Regions from separate parts of the Homo sapiens genome. Here region 1 is linked to region 2. Evidence: chromatin loops called from intact Hi-C (ENCODE). Cell type or tissue: heart left ventricle. All regions are shown on one strand. Links, peaks and the distances in the headings refer to the core of each region. The heading gives the core; the rest is flanking DNA. Region 1 has its middle 11 kb from the start of MIR30A. Region 2 has its middle 78 kb from the start of LINC01626.

Region 1 (12,217 bases), core at 5,278-7,777, 110 kb after region 2:
TTCTTATTGACTATGTGTGATATGCTAATAGCTAATTAAAACTACTTTCATTCAGTTTACCACCTGAGACAACAGAAAGACTAGTGCTGGAGAAGTTAGGGTTAAGTTTAGAGTTAGAAAACAAGCTCTCAAGGACTTGTAAGAGCAGTCCCATCCCCTGAATCTCAGGATATGGCAGCTCACTTTGACTGAAGGAAATTTTAAAGTCCTAGGGTGACTAACACTTTTCTAGCACTGTTGATTTTCTAGATTAGACAAGAATAAGAGAATACCAATGAAGGCAGGATGATTTTTTTTCTTTATTCTATTTTATTTATTTATTTATTTATTTATTTTTTTGAGACAGAGTCTCACTCTGTTGCCCAGGCTGGAGTATAGTGACACGATCCCGGCTCACTGCAAGCTCTGCCTCCCAGGTTCAAGCAATTCTCCTGCCTCAGCCTCCTGAGTAGCTGGGACTACAGGCGTGCGGCACCACACCTGGCTAATTTTTGTATTTTTAGTAGAGACGAGGTTTCACTATTTTGGCCAGGCTGGTCTCGAACTCCTGACTTCGTGATCCGCCCACCTTGGCCTCCCAAAGTGCTGGTATTACAGGTATGAGCCACTGCACCCGGCCGATTTTTCTTTCTTTCTTATGAAGAATGAGTAATCTGTAACTCAGTTTTATATATTACTTTAGGGCTAATGTGTGTAAGTCCTATACTGCCCCTCTTGTAGAGCTTATTCTAAAGGGGTCTTTGTAATCTGATGTATGCCCCACCTACTGCTGTCCCCCAACACTGACCACTGACTTCCAATTGTTCAGACAACCTTGTTCTTTTCCTTCGTATCTCAAAATCTTTGCCTCATCTCTTCCCTCTGCATAGATTGAGTGCTCTTATTTTATTCACCTCTACCCCCAAACACATATACCCATACATACGCATACACATACATGCACATTAATACTTTAGGTCTCAATCCAATTTTCATTTCCTCAGGGGAATAATTCCCTCATTCCCTTGTCTTCATCCTATGGGCTCCTTCTTTGTCCTGAGACAGAAGTCATGAGGAGGAGCCAACCATGTGCAATTTTGGGGAAAAAACATTCAGGCAGAGGCAACAGCAAGTGCAGATGACCAGAGGTATCAGATCAAGTAAAAGTTATGAAGTATTCTGGTACAAAATCAGCAAAACAGAGTCAGAGGTAAGCAAAGGCCAGGTATTGTAAAGCCTTGTAGGTCATAGTGACGTTTGAAATTTACTAGTAGGCATTAGACTAGTATTTGTTATTATGAAATGTTCTTTAAATTTTGAATTTAGTTTAGTTAAATAATAGTACCTCTATCATTGTGACTGACCCTACCAGAATGTTAGTAACATTTAAAAAATAAAAAGGTCTCCAGCCTGGGCAACAGAGTGAGACCCTCTCTCAAAATAAATAAATAAACAAATAAAAGGGTGAACAACAGCTTACTTCAATAAATATTGAATGCCTGTTTGTATAAAGAATGGTGTTAGATGCTGAAAGATGCAAAGTTGAAAAAACCTTGATCCCTGTGGTTACACGTAAGAGTGCAAATATGATGGTATGTGGACCAGAGCCCCAACACTACCTGAAATCAGCTACCCCTCTCTGAAAAAGTTCCACAGGAAATAGATGCTAAGGAGCGGAAAAGAAAACAGAATAACATCTTATTACTAAGTAGGACATCTGCTCCAAGCCCACTGTAGAATGCTAATGAGCCACACTGGAATTATTAATTTCACACTCCAGTAACCTAGAGCCCTATATTGGACAGTTCTTTTTATGACATATGTTGAAGAAGAAAGATTATCTGAGAAGATGGAAGAGAAGCAAAAGTTGGGACCTGTTCCAGAACACACCTTCCTCCTTGCTTTTGGGAGGAAGAACGTCCCCATGGAAGTCTGTGCAAATGGCGTAACGACCATGCCTACATGTCCTTGAACCTTCAGCTCAGTGCACTGGCCAAGAAAATGTCTGTAAACCTAACCCATCATAGCAGTACTCCTCAGTGTGTGTATTTGGGATACGGGTGGAGAGTGCAGAAGGGGTAGGAAGAGGGAGGAGGGCAAGGAAGGGTACTAATATGCACCTTACTCCCTCTGGATGCCAATACTTGTCTTCAGGCAACTTTTCTTGAGGTGGGGTAGAAGATGTATGTGTGAAATCAGTAGTAATGGTGTATGATGTCCTAAGTAGTGCTAGTAATAATGAAACTCTGAATGGCATTTTTTGAGTGTATGCTATCTGCCAGGAACTGTTCTAGGTGCTTTACTTGTGTTAGTCATAATTTAATCCTCACAATAGCTCTGTGAGGTAGGTGCCTTCGTAACTTTACATGTACGGAAACTGAGGCATAGAAAAGCCAAATGACTTGCTCAAGGTTACTCAGTAAGTGGCAGAGAATCTAAAGTAAAGAATAAGGTGCTGAAGATCACAAAAGAAAGAACACTAAGCTAGAAAAGTTGTGGAAGGCATTTGAGCTATACTTTCCTCAGGTTGAAAACATGAAGATATACAAAGTATGTTTGGATAGAAATGTTTGAGTGCAAGGAGGGTGTGTGCCATAGAGATTGCCTGTGCTGGCTAGATTGCTGCCTGATTGGCCCCGCAGCAGGTAGCAGCAAGCCTGGAAGCAATACAGTCAGAAACTGCTGAGAGATTGTGGAGGTTTTGAAAATGTAGTATAAAAATATCCCTGTAAGCTTATGGCAAGCTACACTTTTAAATAGCGTTGAATTATAGGTTAAAGTTATTATGCAGACATGTTTTGCTTCCCTTGAAAGCTGGAAAGCAAGGGACAGCTCTCACTGCATCTGTAAATAGGCTGCTGTCTGTTTTTCTTTCTTTTTGTGGTTGTAAAGAATCATTCATGCCAGCGTAATGAGCTTCAGCAGCTGTTAAATGAAATTATATATTCTGTTCAACTAGGGCCTTCTAATGCTGCCATTGTCTCCTGGCCATCCTGGTGTCTTCTCTAGTGCTGAGATACTTCTAAATCACAATGGCCTGAGTTGTTGTTAGTCCAGGAGATTCTGAGGTTTGGATCAGACTGGGCCTGCAGAGTGAGAAGCTATTTTGGCAAAGATAGCCATAAAGGGATGTTATTTTTCTATATCACAGCTGCCCTCGTCAGCAAGGACTATGAGGAATGCTAGAGGTAAACTATTCACAATTTTCTAAAAAGGTTTTTTAAAACAAAATTATTATTTATCAAGTTATATACAGCATGATGTTTTGTCTTCCAAGTAGAGAACTTAACCAAATTCATAGACAGTTAAGGCTGAGGGTGTTAAATGAGACTTGGCACTTCTCTTCCTTCGTGATGTTTCTTCGTTCCACACCTGTCATTCTTGGAGCTTTGTGGTCAGCTCTTGTAGTATAAGTTTGAAGATTTTTAAATCTCAATCTATTATTGCTCTAAATTCAGACCTGAACATTGAGTCTTTTAAAACTATTTCTCTGAGTTGATTGTTTTCCTCTAGTGCACTCTAAAAAATGTCAGCTCCCCATGCACCACCAAGAAATCACTCCGCATTCTGGTGCCCCCAGGCCCCACTCTGGGTCTCTGGTGTGCAGGAGGCTGACCTCTCCTGGGCTATGCTCTGTGGGTTCTGCCCCTTTCGATGGTGGTGGGTGGGGTTATATCAAGGCACTTTTTGGTGGAAAGGAAGTAATCCTGTTTGGGACTAACTGCACAAGTTTCATTGCCTTGGAGTTAGGAAACTCTGTGCTTTTTTATGGACAGAATTCCCCTCTTTCCAAACACTTAATTCTCTCTCCTCCTCCATTGAAAGAAGGTTTAGATTTTTCCACAAACATTTCTGCCATATATTTATGAAAGGAAAACAAAATATTTGCTAGGCATTATTTGAATATGTACCAGTTAAAAAAAGAGGTCTGTGGCTTTTGGGTTACCAAACATAACTACTAAAAGGCAAATCCTGGTGAAGTGTTAATTTAACCAATTAAATTATATTTAAGAGTCTAAACATAAGGGAACCAGAGAATAAGCACAGGAAACATATTTGTATGAGTAGATATGTACAGATATAAATTCAGTTTTATATATTTTCTATTTCTTTACATCCCTGATTTCTATATGGACCTTCTGTAGATGGCTAGTTTGTTATTTATAAATTTGAGCTGTTTGCACAGTAGATGTTACTTTAATTGTGTTATTCTAATTATCTATTTATCTATATATCTAATTATACATCTATCTGCTTTTAAAACTATAGCAATATATGCATGCTTTTATAATCTCTTCACTTTTATATCTGACTTTTGAAGAGGAAGTTAATTTTGATGAACAGTGATGAGGAAAATATCCTTGAAGACTAAAACACTGCAATAAAAAGAGAAAACCATGAGAGGTTTCCATGTCTTGGTCTCTGTTTATATTACTAAAGAGATGTTAAAAATATCATTTGGGGACTATCTTATATTCTGTAACTAGAGCATAACTATCTGCTGACACATAGGCCACTTCCGAAATATTGCTTAATAACACATTTTCAAATACCCTGGTGCCATCTCAGGCAAATTAATCTCTGAACTAACAAGAGTCTTTACTGTGCTGCACAGATCTTCTCAGAGATATGTAATAAATGGTATGTATTCAAGGACTGCTGCAGTAATAGTATTTATGTAGCTTGGCTAGAAACATTTGCTCTCTTAACAGTGGGCATTTAAGATGAAGACTGTCCCTGGCATTGTGCAGCACAGTAGGAACATTGGCCTGCTGACTAAACAAATATGATTGCCAAAGTGAATTATTAAATTCCAACTGGCCTCACTTGCTAGAGAATTTCACTCCTTTTTCTCCCACACAGCTTCCTACTTTTTATTAAAGGAACAGTTTTCAGCTCTTGCAAATAATTGCAGTATTTTGCTAGTCATTACTACAGCAGTTTCCCACTGTTTATATTTTAAAACTAGCACTTGGATGAGTCCTGTTGAAGCAGAACAAATAACTGTGTGTGCATCTGTGTAAATATTTATCGAAATTTGCTTTATTAAAAGTCCCAGTGAACTTTTGTTCTAACTGCTATACCTTGTGTCACTTCTGACACAGTCACATCATCAAGCTACTGTTACTTTACAAAACATGGGTGACTTCATTTCAGTATTTCCTTCAGAGGACTTATTTGGGAGACTCCCTTCCAATAGAGGAAGTGGGTTGATGAGTGCTGGTGTTCTCATTCCAGATCCTTCACATCTCTGGAAAGCTGCATCCTTTGTAGAAAATAGATCTGTATGTGTGCCAAAGTATAACCCTGATGTTCATCAGGGCAGTGGGAGGAGGTCATATATTCCTTGTCTGTTTGAACAGTGATCCTCCCATTTGGCAGGACTTTGAGAGGAAGTATTTAACAATGGGATTTTATAAAATTTAATGTAGTAAAGACTGTTTTTATATTTGAATGGATCTAAGGAAGTTTTCTTTTTCTCCCTCCGATAAGTGGGGGGTGTTTAAGGGTAATGGTGTCTACGAATTTATTGGGAGGATTTGGCTGTTTTATTGGACCTTGTGGAATAATTTGCTTTCATTTTATCATTTCCATGAAAGGTAGTCCTCAGAAGAAAAAAATGTGGTCTCTTAACTTCATACCAATCTTAAATGTTTTGCTTAAGGGGAATTAGTGAGGAAATAACAGTCTCAGGAAGGTTGAAAACTGTGATTTTACTCAACAAATATTGCTCTTTTAATCTCTCCAGCCATGCCAGAAACTATGAAGTTATTTTCTTTCACACATGCACTGTAAGACCTGGTATTTTAAAAAGCTTTAAATATAAGTAGCTTTATCTTGAAAATAAAAATTGTACATAGTAGGGGAAAAGATGTTCTTATCATCATCCCTTGCTTCCAGCCACATGATGTCTCCAGTGGAGCTGCTGACGACACAAATTTCCCTAAGTCTAGCACACCCAGATAGTGTCAAATGGTTTGTTAGCAGTTACTGCAGAAAGTTAGAGGACATCTGAGGAACAAAGGTAAATCCCTTTTCTCCAAGAACTACTAGGTTTATAGGTCTAGAATGAAAGAAAGGTTTAGGTCTTCATTAGCCAGTGACCCAGGCCATCATAACACAGAGCAAAAGTTACCTCTCTGTGTTTGAAGTGTTTGAGTGTCTGCTGGGAAACATAAGAAGGAAAAAATAATACCACCAGTGTACTTTTATTATATACTTTATTTAGACTTTATTAATTTCTAGTCTTTAAAACAGTAACTTTAAGGAGATTTACTTGGTATAGGATCATCATAACATCATAAATTCTTTCTCTTGGTAGGAGCATTAAGTTACTTGGTCCACATCCTTATCAAACAGTAGCCCCACCAATTGGTCATGCAGAAGATGTTTGGATATTTTCTGAGTCATATCATTACTGACATCATATTTTACGTATATAAAATTCATCCATTCACTTGATATTTTTTGAGCCCTTACCCACATAAATATATGGCAAATAACAATGCAGTCTCTTATTTCAAGGAGTTGATAAGTTACAAGAAGATAAAAATGGAGACAGTGATTGCATGAGAGAACCTGTAGTAGAGGTGCTGTTGAGAGTTTTAGAAGGGGTGGACGGAGAAGGTCTTTTGAGCTTAGTGTGAAAATCAGTTCAAAAAGAAAAATTTGAACATACTGAAACACAGCAGATCCTGGGCAAATGTATCAATGGAGCAGACAACCCAGAAAGCTAAAGAGCTTGTGCAGAGGATGGAAGTGTGGAGAGTGGAGCCCTCAGGAAGAGCTAGTGGAATATGCTGCCCAAGTCAGTGTGAGAAGACAACCATGGAAAGAATCTGTGACTATGGGGGAATAGGACATCTAAAGGTGGGCAGAGGAAGATGCTGCAAAGAGGCATCAAGGAGGGTGGCTCAAAGGAGCCTGCAGAGGAGGAGGAAGAGGAAAATGAGGCTGGAAATGTGAAGGGAGAAAGACCACAGTCTCAACAGCTGTGAAGACCAAGGAATTAGCCTAGAACAGAAGAAGAGGTGTCTTTCCTGTGAAGAAGAAAGGATGGGTGAATGTTAGAATAGATTTCATCTGGGAAGCAGTAATGTAGAGGACAGAATGTACTTCATGAAGTAGGAAGTAAAGTAGGTCACACCTGAAGGGGATGAAAATAAGGATGAGGTGGAGGTTTGGAAAGGCTGCTGCAAGCATTTAGCAAAAACAAAAACACGTCGGCTGTGGAAGAGACTCTGTGCTTCACTGAAGGCCAACTGAGATTAAAGGCCACAAATTTGGGGTGGCACGCATCCACTTGGTGGCATGATTTTTTTTCTAGCGTTACAAGTTCAAACATAGGTACAAATAAGGGAAAATATAGTGCACTGGAGACCCCACCTGAAAAGGAAATGTGCCATTGTTGGGTATCTAGTGTACCATAGCTGTAAAGAATGACATGATGCTGGTATTTTGGTAAAGTATACAAATTATACACATGCCTTATCTAGAAGCAGCAGCAGCTCTTCCCTCCCCCGCTGTCCCCACTACATCCTCCCATCAGCACTCCAAAGTCTTTGGTTGTGCCATGACCTCAGAGTAATCAAAGCCCACAAATCTGGCTTGGCTCTGTAGTTTGTTACAGGATATCTCATCTCTCTGACCTCTTAGGCTCATTTCCTTCTTTTCTTAGGCTTTACAGATTGACCTGTACACTTCAATGCTTAACTATATACAGCAGTGCCTGATTTATTTGACCCCATTCAGGAATGAGCTTATCCCCACAATTAAATTTTTCAGATACATGAATTATATTTCATTTATAACTAAAACGACTAACCAAACCAAAAAGACAATTTCTAAAATGTGTATTTCTATTACTTGGTTTCTCTAAAGAGAGTAATGGACCTTATTTACAGCAGATTATTAATGACTTAAGGCCATGATTCCAAACATCAGTTAATGGGCTACACCTGTGGAGTATAATGAACCCCCTCTGGTTTTTTTTTTTTTTTTTTTTTTTTTTTTTGGTGGTGGGGGTTGGGCTTTGGGAATTCTGAAGGCTCATTGCCTTGATAGTTGAGACTGTCAAATTGTGTCTTTTATTACGTTGTTTTGTAATTGCTAATCTTCCTATGACTAAATAGTACCTTAAAAGCAAGGATTATGCCTGATTCTTCTCTATTCCCCACTTTTCTGTTGGTGCTTAGAACAATGCCAGTAAAAGTTCCGTAAATATTTGGTTGATTTCTAAAGATAGCACAATTCTCTTAACGTTGGCTAAAACCACATTAGCTTTTTTTTGTTTTTTGTTTGTTTGTTTTTTTGGCAGACATCTGTGTTACTCAGGTTGGGCTTAGTGTCAGAACTCTTTTCTTTTTCACATGAATTGCTGTTTTGCCCCAATTGGTGCTTTTTTGGACTGTTACCTGAATTGAAGTAGGTATTTACATTTATCCCTAAGACTTCACAAAAGCTACCACTGTCACTTTTCCCCCCATAGGAAATTTCTTAGAAATGCTGCCTAATTAGGTTAATTTTAGCCCATTGTGCTAATCTGTCACAGGTTTTTTGGGGATCTTGATTCACTATTCCAAAATATGCACTGCCTTCTTTAATGTCAAATTTGGAAAACCTTATTTTCCTCTAGTTTAAGATGGTAATACAAATTAAAATATTGTATAGAAAATGTCCAAGGAAGGTCAGAGCTGTAAAGGCTGAATCTCAACGCTCTCCTCCAGGTTGATAATCTATAGATCATCAGTTTCTTCAGTTCTTTTTTTTTTTTTTTTTTTTTTTTTGAGATGGCGTCTTCCTCTGTCACCCAGTCTGGAGTGCAATGGCACAATCTTGGCTCACTGCAACCTCCACCTCCTGGGTTCAAGCAATTCTCCTGCCTCAGCCTCCCGAGTAGCTGGGGTTACAGATGCGCGCCACCATGCCTGGCTAATTTTTTGTGGTTTTTTTAGTAGAGACGGGGTTTCACCATGCTGGCCAGGCTGATCTCGAACTCCTGATCTCATGATCTGCCCGCCTAGGCCTCCCAAAGTGCTGGGATTACAGGCGTGAGCCACCGCGCCCAGCCCATCAGTTCCTTTAGAGCATATTTGTGCAGCAGTTGTGAAATCTCCCTAACGGTATTCGGATTCAGACTAAATTTCCCCACGTGGACATCTTGAGAGACTTAGTCATATAGACTTTGCCTAATACATTTTCTCTGTCTGCCCATCTAGTGATCAGATAAAAAGGGGAGGAAATAAAAATTAACACTCTTGTTAAATAAATATCTGCGCACCTTCTCTCCAAGCTTCTCAGAAAAGATAACCGATAATTGCTGATCCAAGACAGAGGATTTCAGACATTTGTTTGTTCACTTAATAAATACGTATTAAGTTGTTACTCTGAACCAGACCCTATGCTGAGAGTTTAGGATACAGCTGTGAACTACTTAGATGTAGCCCCAGAAATGGCCGTTACTGCCTGGCTCTCAGAGAGGCTGAAGGGTGTGGTGAGAGTGTAAAGCAGCTAATTGTGAGTAAGTGGTAGACAGACTAGAGCTGGGAAATAGCATTTGCAGAAGTGGAAGCTTTTCAAGTCCCTGAGATTGTAAAATCAAATTCAATGTTGAAGTCTAGATGGATTGGGAAACTAACTAATTGAACTGTGTAACAGATAACCCCTAAGAAACTGAAGTTTGGAGTAGCTTGTTTCCTAAAACATTTAGTACTAATAGACTTTTCAGGCCAGTAATTCAAGCACATACTAGCGAGAGCTTGTTTCACGTAACTGGTTAACATGCTATAAAAATGGCACTGTCATCTGAAGTAAATGTCTTTGAACTTAGAACTGCCATATAAGAATTTGGACTCTTTGCCACAGAGTGAAGAGGAAGCCCAGGAGAACAATGAGTCAGTTTTTTTTTCTTTTTTTCTACATTGCCTACATTTAATATTCTTTTAGAGAGTTTTCAAAGAATTGCTTATGCAACACCTATCCCAGTATTTATACAGAGGGAGAAATTGATCATTTTCAGAAAGTCCTTTATTTAGGTATGTACTACACCTGGGCTGACTCTTATACTGATTTCTAAGTTAATTGTATCCTATGCACAGATCTCAAAAGGACTGTGGGTGAAGAAACAAGATCATCAGCCCAAGACCCCTATTCAACCCTAACTGGGTTCCTTTTCCTATTTTCCAGTGCAGCTTATCCTTGTACCTAAAGTTGAGTAGCCCCACTAGGAAAGATTGGCAGAAAGGAATAGTTAAGCACCCCTTGGAGCTTGCTGCCTGCAGGAGCCTACTTCTAGGTACTCAGCTTCCCTTCCACTCTCTAGGGATCCTGTAGACCACAGTGTTTGTGCTCAACTGCAGAAGCTTCATGTGAGAAAAAAGTTTCCTTTTCTCCACTGACATATTCTTCCACTTTTTCTTTATATAATTTCCTGCTGGTCTCTTTAATCCCCAGGCTTCTTTCAAACTCCTGTTTCTCTATATAGTAGCTTCCTGTACAAATGTATGTCACATTTATATGTGGAAACTTGCCTAAATAAAATTAGGCAGATGTGTGATGCCAGATATACACATATGACTCACCCCGCCCCTCCCCTTGCTTCATTTAGTTTCTGGTCAAATACCACTTTACTAAGAAAGGCCTTACCTGACCACCACCTCCACCTAAAATAGCTCTCCTTCAAATGGATCATTTGGCTTACTGCACTTCCCCTTGCAGCAGTTGTCACCACCTGTGAAATTATATAATATCTTAATTAATTGTATTTGACTCCATGAATGCCAGGATATCAGGGACTCACTGCTGAGTCTCTATAGCCTAGAACAGTGCTGGTACATAGCCCTTAAATTCTTTTACACAAAGAAGAACCTATTAAATTTTGTCAAATAAGAAACTTGAGGTTTATCTTAATGACAGAGTTGCTATTATCACCACCATCTGTTTTAAAGTTGAGTATACTAAAATTCATAGCCTACTCAAGGTCACACAAGTAGTAAGTGGAGCCAAGCTTCAAACATAGATCTCCTGACTCCATTCATATGACCCTATAAACTGTCTCAAAACAAAAAGATAAATTAATATAAATATTTATTGAATATGTCTTTGTAGAGAAAGCATAATAAGCATAAAGGGCAATGCGTTAACCTTTATCACAAGCAACCCTATTGGAATGTGTCAACTTATCAGAATGAATCAGGCCAGAATATCAAGTATAAATGAAGCCTGTAGTTAACTGAAAGTTGCATATCAATCAGGCACTCCAGTTTCTCTCCTCAAACTCTGAATATTCAATGAATAAGATAAAGAAATGGCTAATTTGATTTTACCTTTCATTTTTTTGACCTAATTCTAAGGTGACTACTCACTCCTCAAGATTTAACTAATGTTGCTTTATTTTTATCCCTCTGGGGAGACAGAAGAGATGATTGGGAAACACATGTTTGAAGTTTGTAAGTTCTGCTGCTTTCAACCCCACAGATGTCTCTTACTGCCCACTTGGGCCCTGGTGATTAAGCAACTAGATTTGGAGCCAGTCAGGCTTTTGTTTAGACATTTTAACTTTTTCTTGCTTTCCTTGCAAACTCCTCAGCCTTCAGACTGGTTGGAAAGTAAATGTACAATCTTACATAAATTTTCAGGTAATAGCATTTCAGCTTTTTCCCCAAGATTTTTTGCTTGGGAGGAGACAGATTAGACTGGATTCGGAGTCTTGATTTTGCAAAGGTAACAAAAGACATGTTTTTTTATAAGACTTTTCATCATAAGTTTATTTTATTCAACAGAAGCAAAATCTAATATAATGGAAAAAATAAAGATCTGTGATAAATCTGATCTGTGTGGATAAACACAATTAGAAAGACTTAAAGATTAAGTATTGAAACAAACTACCAAAATATTTTAATACTGATTTGTAAAAATTTCAGTACATTTTTCTTCTTTGCTTAATTCTACTGGGTCCTGTTTTTCATCAAAACATTCTATCATGTTAGTATACAATAGCCAAAAAAAAAAAAAACTGCATAAGGGAACCACCCTCAGTGCTGCTGAAAAGAAATCATTGTCAGAAGTTGTATTAGAATATAAAGAGTCTCTTATTCAGGTTTCCCTGAATATAATCAGCTACCTGAGAAACTTTTACATTTTTGCTCCTGTTTTAAAAGCAAAGTCAGTTATTGTGTGGCAAGCCAACATCTTTGGTTTGATCTACTTAAAAAGAGCATTACATCAATTATCTAAGTCT
Region 2 (12,217 bases), core at 6,471-8,970:
TAGTCAAGAATGAGATGCCTGTTGTCCCCTTCTTGCAATTCACGATTTCTCTTCAAATCTCTCTCCCTCTTTGCTTTTGTTGAAGGGAGAGCCAGCTGCCTATGAAAATGCATGCTCCCCTTTCGTGATGTATATATGTCTCTAAGAGACCATGACCCATTCAAAGACTGTGTTTCCCAGCCCCCCTGTCATGTAGGTAGGACCATGCGACTTGGTCTTACCAATGAAATACAAATGAAGGTGATGTATCTGCACCGGGCCCAAGCCTTTAAGAAGCGGTAACTTCTCTCTGCTCTCTTCTGCAATTGGATGAAGAGGACTTTAATGCCCTGAGGGATGGTCAAGATACAGAATGCAAGAAGCTTTGATTCCTAATTGACTCCATAGAGAAAAGCCATTGCTGACCAATAATACACACATGGATTTTATGTGAGCAAAATGTAAATCACTATTGTGTTACGACTGTTCTGCATTCTGTTAATAGTACCCAGAAGTACCCCCAAATAATATATGTAGGCCAGGCACAGTGGCTCATGCCTGTAATCCCAGCATTTTGGGAGGCCAAGGTGGGCAGATCACAAGGTCAGGAGTTCAAGACCAGCCTGGCCAGCATGGTGAAACCCTGTCTCTACTAAAAATACAAAAATTAGCCAGGCATGGTGGCAGACACCTGTAATCACAACTACTTGGAAGGCTGAGGCAGGAGAATTGCTTGAACCTCAGGAGGCAGACGTTGCAGTGAGCCAAGATCATGCCACTGCGCTTCAGCCTGGGCAACAGAGCAAGACTCTGTCTCAAATATGTATATATGTGTGTGGGTGTGTGTGTGTGTGTGTGTGTGTGTGTGTATGTAATATGTCTGTGAGAGAAGGCAAAGAGTTTTTATGTAGTCACTGAAGCTCACAAGGCAAGACTTCTAAATGAGTTATAGAGATGCCTAGATCCAATTGTTGGATATTTTCTTTGAAATACAGGTCATTAACTGGCTTTTATTTCATCAGCTTTGAGCCCTAGTCATTGTCATGATCACAGTCATTATTACCACCTCACAGCTAAACTTTGCGTGCCAGAAACCATTCTTATCGTGTTATATGTATTAGCTTATTTAATTCTCACACAACCACATTTTAAAGATGAAGAAACTGAAGCACAAAGAAGTTTACAGAATCTGCTGAAGGTTACATCAGGAAGTGGTGCAACCAGGACTCAAACCCAGGTAGTCTTGTTCTAAAGCCCAAGTTTTTAACAACTAATGTATACAGTCTACAACTTCAAAGTACTCTCACATGTTCCAGGACTTTAAGAATAGTCCTAGTCAGCGTCTTCTGCTATGTGTATCTTTATGTAGTTATATAACTCATGTTTCCCTAGACAATATGTAGTAAATATACACATTAAAAATGTAGTGGCAAAATAGGTATTCTCCCATTTAATTCAGGAACGATGTGTTTCCAAATGGCCATGCCATTCCTCTCTTGTATCTAATTGCATCTGTTCTGACCACAGCTTGAGTCTCTGTAATAGAAATGAGTCTGGCCTCACTTCTATACCAGCCTTTACTACTCTGAATAGAAAAATGGTTCTACTCTCAACATTATCAAAACTTCTTTTTAGAATACAAGACAGAAAGTTCTTACCTTCTTTGTAGCACGCACACATCCACACACAGACACACACACACACACACACACACACACACATTGTTCAGCTCATTTATGTGACTTCTTTTCCATTTTTAGCTTCTCTTCAAACTTGGCACAAGTGCTTGAGAATGGGGGGAAAAGGCTATGGAGAGAGGTTGAGTTTGAAGAAAATCCAAGTGATATTCGCTAAATATTGCAATCAAAATGGCCTCTACCCTTGCCTCCTGTCTTCACCTCTCACCCAAACCTCTACCAGTGTCGCTGCACCAAGCTTATGAATCATGGTGCTCTCTCTGGCTTATTTGGCGAACTTCCCAATAGCAGCATGTACAGCCCTTGTACCCTCTCCATCCTCCCTAGCCCATATTTCTTTTGAGTCTCAGTGACAGTACCAGTCACAAACTCCAATATGTTCAACTATTGCCTCTCTGGAAGTGCTATTTAAGTTGTCACAGAAATAGAATCCCCAACAGCACTCATTCCCCAGTTAGTCCATCTAAAAAAATAGAGAATGTTTAGATTAAGTTGAATTCAAAGCAACCCCCAGAGCTAAAGTCCTTACTCTGGAACTGTGGCTGTGATTTTAACCTTAAAGTAGAGAAAACTCTCGCTCTGCTTTCTTTTACATTATTTCATGGTAATCTTTCATGTATCAACATTGGCTTTCTAGTTTTTATTTTAATAGTTTCATTCGATCACAAAGTTTGAAAATAACATACATAATTATTCTTTTGTTAATAAACATTTAGGATTTTTTTGGGTCCCACTTCAGTTTATTTTCGCTAAGGAAAAAAATTACTACTATGGTATTTTCAAAAAACTTATTGAAATATTAATCCTGGTTCTCTAGGGGAAAAAGTACCTTTATGAAGTAGTAATTTCCTACAGGATCTCAGAGTATCAGCTAGTGGCTTCAAGGCTGAGTCTATAAAACTATGTGTGGTAAGTTTAAAGGTGCCTATTTGTTAAATGATAAACTCATGAACAAGATTTTTCAGACTGTATTTACCTGGGGATTCTGGGTCCTCTGAAGAGGCCAATAATTGTGAGAATTGCTTGATAATTCAAGTATTCCTGGAATTTCCAGAGTGTTATGAAGTTTGATTATTAAACCTAACTTTGGCAAAGAAGGCAATGATGTTTTTTGCAATCTATTGCTGTTACAACCTTCTCCCCAACTGCACTGAGGTTTTTATATTGAAGAACCACGGGGCTTGAATAAACACAGCAGAAGACTCAGCAATAAGAGGCCTCACTGAGCGCAAAGGAGCATGGTCCCTGGGTCCAAGGCCCAAGGTGAGCAAGAAGAGGAGGAAACTGAATCTTCTATGAGACCACATTTTAAAAAGAATGTGGTTAAGATACAAAAGTTGTAGCTGGAAAAGCAATGCAGAGGGCAAAGTCTCATGTGAAAAGCAAGGGTAAAAATGGAAGAAACACGTGATAGGATCGGAACTCCAAAAAATGGAGAGTTAGTCAGGATGGAACATTCAGAACAGGTATAAGAAACAGCTTTACGGTAGCTGTTGCAACTTAAAAAGATCATGGTGTGACACTCTGTTAACAAGTATTATTACAGGTTAATGATAATCTAGTTATATAATAATAAACTGAAGGTTATAGAGGATCTAAATGTGCTTCCAAGTGCTAAAAAATAAAATCTTTCATCAAATCTAAGATGCTATTGTGTGTAAGATGTATCTGAATGTTAGAGGGTTAAGATGTGGAATCAGGTGTGACTTAGAACCTAAGATATATGGTAAAGTGAATTCTCTTCCATATAATTTAAAATGCTGGATATTTTATTATACCATGTTTCTTTGAAAGTGGTGCAATATATAGTATATTTTGTAGTTACGTACCCATTCCACAGATTATTTAATAAATCCCTGAAGTGAAACACACTACACAACAATCTCTAAAGGCAGAGAATTAAAGGGGACATGGATCATGTTTTCCCAGATCATATTGTTTTGTAATAATTTGATCAAATACCCTATCTACAAATACCATATATTTTGTTATCTTAGGATGGGCTGGGCCTTAATGGTCTCAAATTGACCCTCAAATCTCAGTAGAGTAATCCAACAAAGGTTTTATTCTAGATCAGCTCACATCACGGTCTGATTCTGTCAGGAAGCCTTTCCTCATCTTGGAGCAACAAAGTCTGGAGCATAGAGTCTCCTGGGCTACTACAGCAGGGAAGAGACATGGAGGGAACCTATTGAGACCGTTAGCAGCCTTGGTCTGAAGCTCGCTTTGTTCCTCTGCTTGTGGTCATTGGTGGAGCATTCATCTAGGCCAACTGAACTGCAAGAGAAGCTGGGGACTATTGAAAATCAGAATGGAGATTTCTGAACACTATTTCTGGGATAGGAGTTATTTATTAAATGGCTTTACTTGGACAGAAATCCTCTAAACACTATGTGTTTTCATGAAGCAATCAATGAAGAAGTTGCCTGACTCCCTGATTGACATCTGTGCTCCACGTTTGCTCTCCTTGATATATCTTTTTGAAAATAAGTTGCATCTTTTTCTAGCTTCATATTTTATAAATAACATACTCTTCTGTAAAAATAAAATATAATTTATTTACAATAATCTCATTAGGCATGAACATCACTTTCGAAGTATCGTGGACAAAGTATTTAGAACCATATAAAAATTATAATTATGGCTATGCAAGCTCCCCTTTGGATCTCAGGCTTTAAAGATTGAAACATATAGCACAACAAATAACATTAGGTATGACAAAGCTACTGCATCCCCAGGCCCAGGGAGTACCATTTGTGTGTACTGGGAGTAAGTGGTGTGTGCAGGGTCATCTGAAAAGAGCAAGGCAAGCCTACCCCTGGAGTTGTAGGACACACAGCAGCCCAGGGTGGAAACCTGAAAAAAATACTCATTTTAATCTTTATTGAAAAACATTATCTGCCCTGAAACTATAATTATGGACTCTCAAGAAGAGAGCAACTTTATGGAATAAAATTAGAGAGGAGTTTTGCCTAAAACACTCTATTTGAAATGACGTAAAAATGAACAAATAAAGGAATTTAACTGCTGGCCTGAAAATGTAAGCATAGAAATAAATAAAAATAGAAACATAGTCCCTAGTATTTTAGAACAAGGCCAGAAAAATGGAGATTTTAACAGCAGAAACCATTAAAATTTTTGATGCCTCACCACATGAAGGTGGAAGCTTCCCCACTCCTGAATTGTTTCAACTGCCTTCTTTCTTTCTTTTGTTTGTTGTTTATTTGTTTTAGAGACAGGGTGTCATTCTCTCACCCTGGCAGGAGTGCAGAGTGCCATCATAGCTCCCTGCAACCTTGAACTCCTAGGCCCGAGTGGTCTTCCCACCTCAGCCTCCCAAAATGCTAGTATTACCGGTATGAGCCACAATGCCCAGCCACTTCCAATTATTTTCTTTCACTCTCTCTCGAGTCTGATTATATATTGTTACTAATTTTTAACAAACATGCCAGAGTTTTGCATTTAAATGAATGTTGTTTCAGTCTAAGTAGTCATCTTGGGAGGCTGTGGGTTAATTTGATTGATGTTATCATTGTCCAAATATTTTTGGAAACTCCTCTTTTGGAATTGCCTTCAAAGTCAACATCACATACTTTGGAACAGTGACAAATCAATGTCCTAAAAGGAAGACTCTTATTTGAAGCCACTAAATGTTCTTTGAAGTTAAATTTATTACCTAAAGGAAATTATCCAGCTTATTAATATCACTTTAAATTCTAAGATATATATGAGAAGATATGACCTTAATAGTAATTATGATTTTATACAACCTACACACAGGTATGAAAGATACTTTGATAAAATGTTTTGAGCAAAAATAGCTAGTGTTAATGTTGTTGGTAGCTATCAGTCCATGGAAATCTCTATAAAGTCTACTATATTTACTTAAAATTGTTTTTTGGCTTTTTTTTAAATTACACTTTATGTTTTCAGGTACAAATTCTCTGTTTGAGCATTCTAACCAAATAAGGCCAGATGACTTATTGACCCTTCCACCAGTTTTTAAAATTATGGTGTCATTTTGTATTTCCACTACCTTAAAATAACTATATAACCAAATTAAACTCATTAGGATCTTATATTCAATTAACATTAACAGTTTTTTAAAATATATATATAGTTTTGTAATAGTTTTAAAAAGCATGAGATGAAAGGAAAAAGCAATAGATTTGGGGTACCTAATTAATGCCAGGCACTCAGCCTGACTGAAACCAGAAGATAACTGGAGTGGGGAGAACCCAAGCCAAGTGTGTACTTGGATCTTCCTTTTGGATGAGGGCACAGTGGGGCTTCTCAAACCAGGATGGGACAGACCTTCCTGGGTGCCCTGTTGATTTGTCCCTCAAACCACACAGCGAAAGTTACCTCCCACTGGGAAGATGCCATAGGAAGGCCTGATTTCCCACCACTAATGCTGCTGAAGCTCAGGCTTGTTGGTTGTTTTGTTTTAGAGACAGGGTCTGGCTCTGTTGCACAGGCTGGAGTGAGTGGTGTGATCATAGCTCACTGCAGCCTCCAACTCCTGGGCTCAAGTGATCCTCCTGCCTCACCTTTTCACATTCCACCTGCTGGGATTACAAGTGTGAGTCACCACACTGGGCCTGAAACAGAGACTTAATGTCCCAATCATGGCCACTGGATACTGAGAGAAAAATTTCTGTGTATGGATGGGAAGGGTGAGGCTTGGTAGGCATAGCTTTTGAGACAGGAAGAGGAAGCCCCTCTTTTCTCCTCCAGATTGTGATTTGGGGAAAGCCAGGAGAATCTCAGAGTCCTGCCACTCAAAACTAACCATCCTATATAATGCATCAAAATCTCATTATTTTTATTTTTATTTATTTTATTTATTTATTTGAGATGGAGTCTTGCTCTGTTGCCCAGGCTGGAGTGCAGTGGTACAATCTTGGCTCACTGCAACCTCCACCTCCTGGGTTCAAGCGATTCTCCTGCCCCAGCCTCCTGAATAGCTGGGATTACAGGCACATGCCACCACACCCAGCTAATTTTTGTATTTTTAGTAGAGATGGGATTTCACCATGTTGACCAGTCTGATCTCGAACTCCTGACCTTGTGATCCGCCTGCCTTGGCCTCCCAAAGTGCTGAGATTACAGGCGTGAACCACCGTGCCCGGCCATCATTATTTTTAATAGATCTATAATGTCCCATATTATTACCATATCATAATTTATTCAACTATTCCCTCTGTAATGAACATTCAACTTGTTTTCAGGTTTTTGCCACCTGAAAAATCACCTGTTTATTACAGAGCTTTTACTTTATAAGTAATAAACCCTTTAATAGACATGTGTTTATGTACTGGTAATTCCTCAATTGGGATTGCTAAATAAAAGTGTATGATGTTTTAAATTGTAATAGCCATTTCCAGTTTAATTTCTAAAAAGGTTTGAGCAAGTCACACTCCCAGCAGCTAAGTAGAGGGCCTACTTCACTAATGTTGGACAGTGTTTTCTTCTTTAAATTTTTGCTTATCTGGTGTGTGAAATATTCCATCTAATTTTCTTATATTTTTCATTTCCTTGATTCACTAGTGAAAATACAATGTTTGTGGCCCATTTTCTTTTCTTTATTTACAACTTCTTTTAGTAGTCATTTGTACATTAGGAATATCACTTACATGTCTTCTGATGGCATTCTGACTGCATATATTTTTCCCAATCCATTGTTTTGTATAAGATATGTCTTCAAATACACACAAATACACACACACAGTCATGCACTGCATAATGACATTTCAGTTAATGATGGGCCTCTTTTACGACGGTGTTCCTGTAAGATTATTGGTCCTATAAGATTATAATACTGTATTTTTGCACTACCTTTTCTATATTCAGATATGTTTACATATTAAAAACTTACCACTGTGTTACAATTGCACACAGTATTCAGTAAAGACACAAGCTGCAAAGGTTTATAGCCTAGAAGCAATAGGCTATGCCATATAGGCATGTAGTAGGCTATACCATCTAAGTTTGTGTAAGCACTCTATGATGTTTGCACAGTGGTGGAATCACCTCATGATTTATTTCTCAAAATGTATCCCCATTGTTAAGTAATGCATGACTATATATGTATATATGTACACACACATATATATATATTCCTTCATTCTAATCCAGTTAAATATAACCATGTTTTCTTGCTAAGTTTCCTACCTACCTTAACATCTCTCTTGACCAAAATTGTACACGTATTTTTAAATATTTTGTTTTATTTTTAATTTTTACATTTTGTTTATATTAAAATTTCATTTAAAGATAGGGTCAAGGAGGAACCCCCTAGAAGCTGATGAGCCTTGTAAGTTCCAGTAGTTTCCAACTCATCTTTAGGTCATTTCTTCCTCACAAATCATTCCTTTCTCATGCAAATATTTCTCCTGTTTCCATCAATATACTTGGAAATAACAAACCACTTTTCTTTTAAAATAGTGAATCCAAAATTTGTATCGAATTTCCCCCAATTAATTAAAAGAAATTTACTTCAACAAGCACTCTCTATTGCTGTCTGCTGTGCATCGGGTGTTGGGGAAACATTGGCAGAGATACAGAAAGGGGAAAATGTGACATGGCAGTTTTCCATAGGGCACTTCCAAACTTGATAAGATATTCTTTTTCAGACCAAAGCTCTACAAAGTTTACAGTTCAATTTTATATCAAGGGACCAATTTTTCACACACGAATCATCATTTAAAATTTGGTGGTGAAAAGGGAAATGGCAGAAAAATTTTGTGGAGTGGGGGTTGTCTCTTTTGTTCTCTTGTGGGAAACACAAAAAACAAAATAAAATGTGACTGTTGCTTCCTTCCCCCACATCCCAAACTCTATGTGGTTTAGAGGAAGGAAGTGTTCAGGAGAGAAATCAGTTTCCTAAAGTTTTAACCAAAAGACTTAGGGGATTGAATTTTTTTCTAAAATAACAACTGCAAACGGATATTTATATAAAGAGTTAGGTCAAACCTAAGAACTAAGAGTTTATTTTTAGATTTCTGCTTGGCCAAGGGGGAAATATGGTAAATGAGCCTCATGTTCTTAAATGGGCATGCAATGGAACTCAAAAGATTTCAGAAATCTGAGAAAATGCTCTTAAGAGCATCAGTTTCTGTAGGCATTATTAGAAACCCCTAGACAATAACAATATTACTACGGGTTTTCTTCCTTCCCCGCCGGCCCCCAAAGTTACTTTCAGTTTTAGTGCTCTGGTCTCTACATTCTTGAAGATACCAAAACAAAAAGAATAAAGATTATGTAAACATAGAAGATATAAATAGAATGTCAAGTGACTTTAGCTGCACAGATGGTGAAGCTGTGCTTTCTGTGGGGCAGCCACCAGCCCTGTGTGGCTATGAAGCATTTAAATGTGGCAAGTCCAGATTGAGATCTGCAGAAGCATTTAGTACACATTGGATTTAAAAGTGAAGTATGAAAAAATACAAAATATCTCATTAAAATGTTTATATTGATTACATATTGAAATGGTCATACTTTAGACATAGTTGGTTCTATAAAAATATATTATTAAAATTAATTGCACCCATTTCTTTTTTCCTTTTTTAAGTGTGACTACAAGAATATTTAAAATTGCATCTGTAACTCAGAAAATCTTTCTGTTATATAACAGTGGTACAGTACTGGAATTAAGAGCTGGGCTCTGAAGTAAACCTACCTGGATTCATAGTTGGGCTACTGACACACAGGCCAGATGACCTTGGGTAAGTTCCATAGGCAATCTGTGCATCAAATTTCATATTTATAAAACTATGAAGGATAAAAGCTTTCCTATTTCAGAGGGCTGTTTGAGCATAAAGCGTTCAGAGCCTGGCACGGTATAAGAATTCACTAAGGCTTCGTTCTGTTATTTTTACTTCAGAATCCAAAAAAGCAAACACTTTTTTTCTGTAAGAGAGAAGCTCTAAAAATAAACAACAAAAAAAAATTAAAATCAGAAATTTATGCTTCCCCCACCTTCCTTCCCCATTCTTTGCAGCCAACTTATTACATTGAGGAAAAAAATCAAACTATCCTTCTAAAACAAAATATTTTCAAGATGCGAGATTGTCTGTTAGGCATTTTTTACCCCCCATAGCTGTGCCCAGTTCTCTGAGAAGACGAATGCAATTAGAGAAAACTATAGATTTTTCCTTTCTATTAATACATCTCATACAGAATTATTGGCTGTAGTATTGGATCTGACTTTAGAAAAAAATAAGAGCATGTATCTGATGCCCCTGACATCATGGAAGTGAGCCTGAAAACAATAATAGTTACAAGGCACAACTTGAAGTTATTGTGGGTTCAGTTCTAGACCACTGCAATAAAATAGACATCACGATAAAAGGAGCCATACTATTTTTTTTGTTTCCCAGTGCATTTAAAAGTTATGTTTATACTATACTGCAATCTATTAAGTGTGCAATAGCATTATGTCTAAAAAATGTACTTACCTTAATTTTAGAATACTTTATTGCTAAAAAATTCTAATGATCATCTGAGCTTTGAATGGGTCCTAATCTTTTGCTGGTAAAGGGTCATGCCTCGACGACCACTGCTGATCAGGATGGTGGTTGCTAAAAGTTGGGGTGGCTACAGCACTTTTTAAAAATAAGGCAACAATGAAGTTTGTCACATTGATTGAATTTCCCTTTCACAAAAGATTTCTCTGTAGTGTATGATGCTGTTTGATAACATTTTACCCACAAGAGAACTTCTTTCAAAATTGGAGTCACTCCTCTTAAAACCTGCCACTGCTTTATCAACTAAGTTTATGTAATATTCCAGATTCCTTGTTGTCATTTCAACACTGTTCACAGTATCTTCACCAAGAGTAGATTCTATCTCAAGAAACCACTTTCTTTGCTCAGCCATAAGAAGCAACTTCTTATCCATTCAAGTTTTAACATGAGATTGGAGGAATCCAGTCCAATCTTCAAGCTGAACTTATAATATCAGTTCTCTTGCTATTTCCACCACATCTACAGTTCCTTCCTACACTGAAGTCTTGAACCCTCAAAAGCATCCACAGAGGTTGAAATCAACTTCTTCCAAACTTCTGTTAATGTTGATATTTTGACCTCCTCCCATAAATTATGAATGGTCTTTCTGACATCTAGAATGGCAAATCCTTTCCAGAAGGTTTTCAATTTGCCCAGATTCATCAAGAAATCACTATCTATGGCAGCTATAGTCTTATGAAATGCATTTCTTAAAAAATAAGACTTGAAAGCCAAAATTACTACTTGACCCATGGGCTGCAGAAAGGACACTGTGTTAGCAGCGTGAAAATAACATTAATCTCCTTATACATCTCCATCAGAGGTCTTAGGTGACCAGGTGCATTGTCAATGAGCAGTAATGTTTTGAAAGGAATCTTTTTTTCTGAGTAATGTGTCTCAACAGTGAGATGAAGATATTCAGTAAACTATGCTGTTAACAGATTTCCTTTACCTAGGCTTTGCTGTTCCACTTATAAAGCACAGGCAGAATAGATTTAGCATAATTCTTAAGGGCCTTCAGATTTTTGGAATGGCAAATGAGCACTGGTATCAACTTAAAGTCACCAAGTTGCATTAGCCCCTCACAAGAGAGTCAGCCTATCCTGTGGAGCTTTGAAACCAGGCATTGACTTATTTTCTCTACCTATAAGAGTCCTAGATGGCATCTTCTTCCAAGAGAGGGTTTTTTTGTCTTCTTTGGAAATCTGTTGTTTAGTGTAGCCACGTTCATAAATTATCTTAGCTAGATCTTCTGAATAACTTGCTACAGTTTCTACATCAGCACTTGTTGCTCGGCTCTACCCTTTTATGTTATAAAGATGGTTTCTTTTCTTAGACCTCATGAACCAACCTCTGTTAGCTTCAAACTTTTCTTCCGCAGCTTCCTCATCTCTCTCAGCCTTCATAGAACTGAAGAGTTGGGACCTTGATCTGGATTAAGCTTTGGCTTAACAGAATGTTGTGGCTGGTTCAGTCTTCTATCCAGACCATCAAACTTTCTCCATATCAGCAATAAGACTGTTTTTCTTTCTTGGCATTCATGTGTTCACTGGAGTAACATGTTTAATTTCCTTCAAAAAGTTTTTCTTTATGTTCACAATCTGACTAACTGGTGCAAGGGACCTAGCTTTTGGCCTATCTTAGCTTTCGATATGTCTTCCTTGTTGAGCTTAATCATTTCTAGCTTTTTATTTAAAGTAAGAGACATGCAACTCTTCCTTTCCCTTAAACTCTTAGAAGCCTTTGTGTGGTTATTAATTGGCCAATATCAATATTGTTATGTCTCAGGGAGGCCTGAGGAGAGGCAGAGAGATGGGGAAATGGCCATTTAGTGGAGCAGTCAGAACACACACACCATTGATCAATTATGTTATTCAATTATGGCAGTTCACGGTGCCCCAAAACTATTACAATAGTAATATCAAAGATCACTGATCACAGATCACCACAATAATAATGAAAAAATATTTTTCATTATTATGAAACAATTTTTATTTATATAATAATTTAATCAAAATTATTTGAAGATTTTTG

Evidence for each region. Hi-C counts contacts between places; a loop is a spot of excess contacts. Peaks named below come from ENCODE experiments on the same cell type or tissue, not always from the same donor. Only the 100,000 strongest peaks of a DNase experiment are listed, where the experiment ranks them.
Region 1: a loop joins it to region 2, with 3 times the contacts of the local background. A loop is called at or near these places in 32 of 110 quality-filtered maps.

The regions. Positions count from the first base shown.
Region 1 is chr6:71,386,627-71,398,843 of GRCh38, reverse strand. No RefSeq gene overlaps it. Among named protein-coding and RNA genes, the nearest start is that of MIR30A, 11 kb to the left of the region's middle. In heart left ventricle, for the core only: no CTCF peak of the experiment used is centred there; no DNase peak of the experiment used is centred there; H3K27ac peaks cover 571 bases.
Region 2 is chr6:71,492,866-71,505,082 of GRCh38, reverse strand. No RefSeq gene overlaps it. Among named protein-coding and RNA genes, the nearest start is that of LINC01626, 78 kb to the right of the region's middle. RefSeq lists an enhancer at 8,849-9,048. In heart left ventricle, for the core only: no CTCF peak of the experiment used is centred there; no DNase peak of the experiment used is centred there; H3K4me3 peaks cover 638 bases; H3K27ac peaks cover 1,125 bases.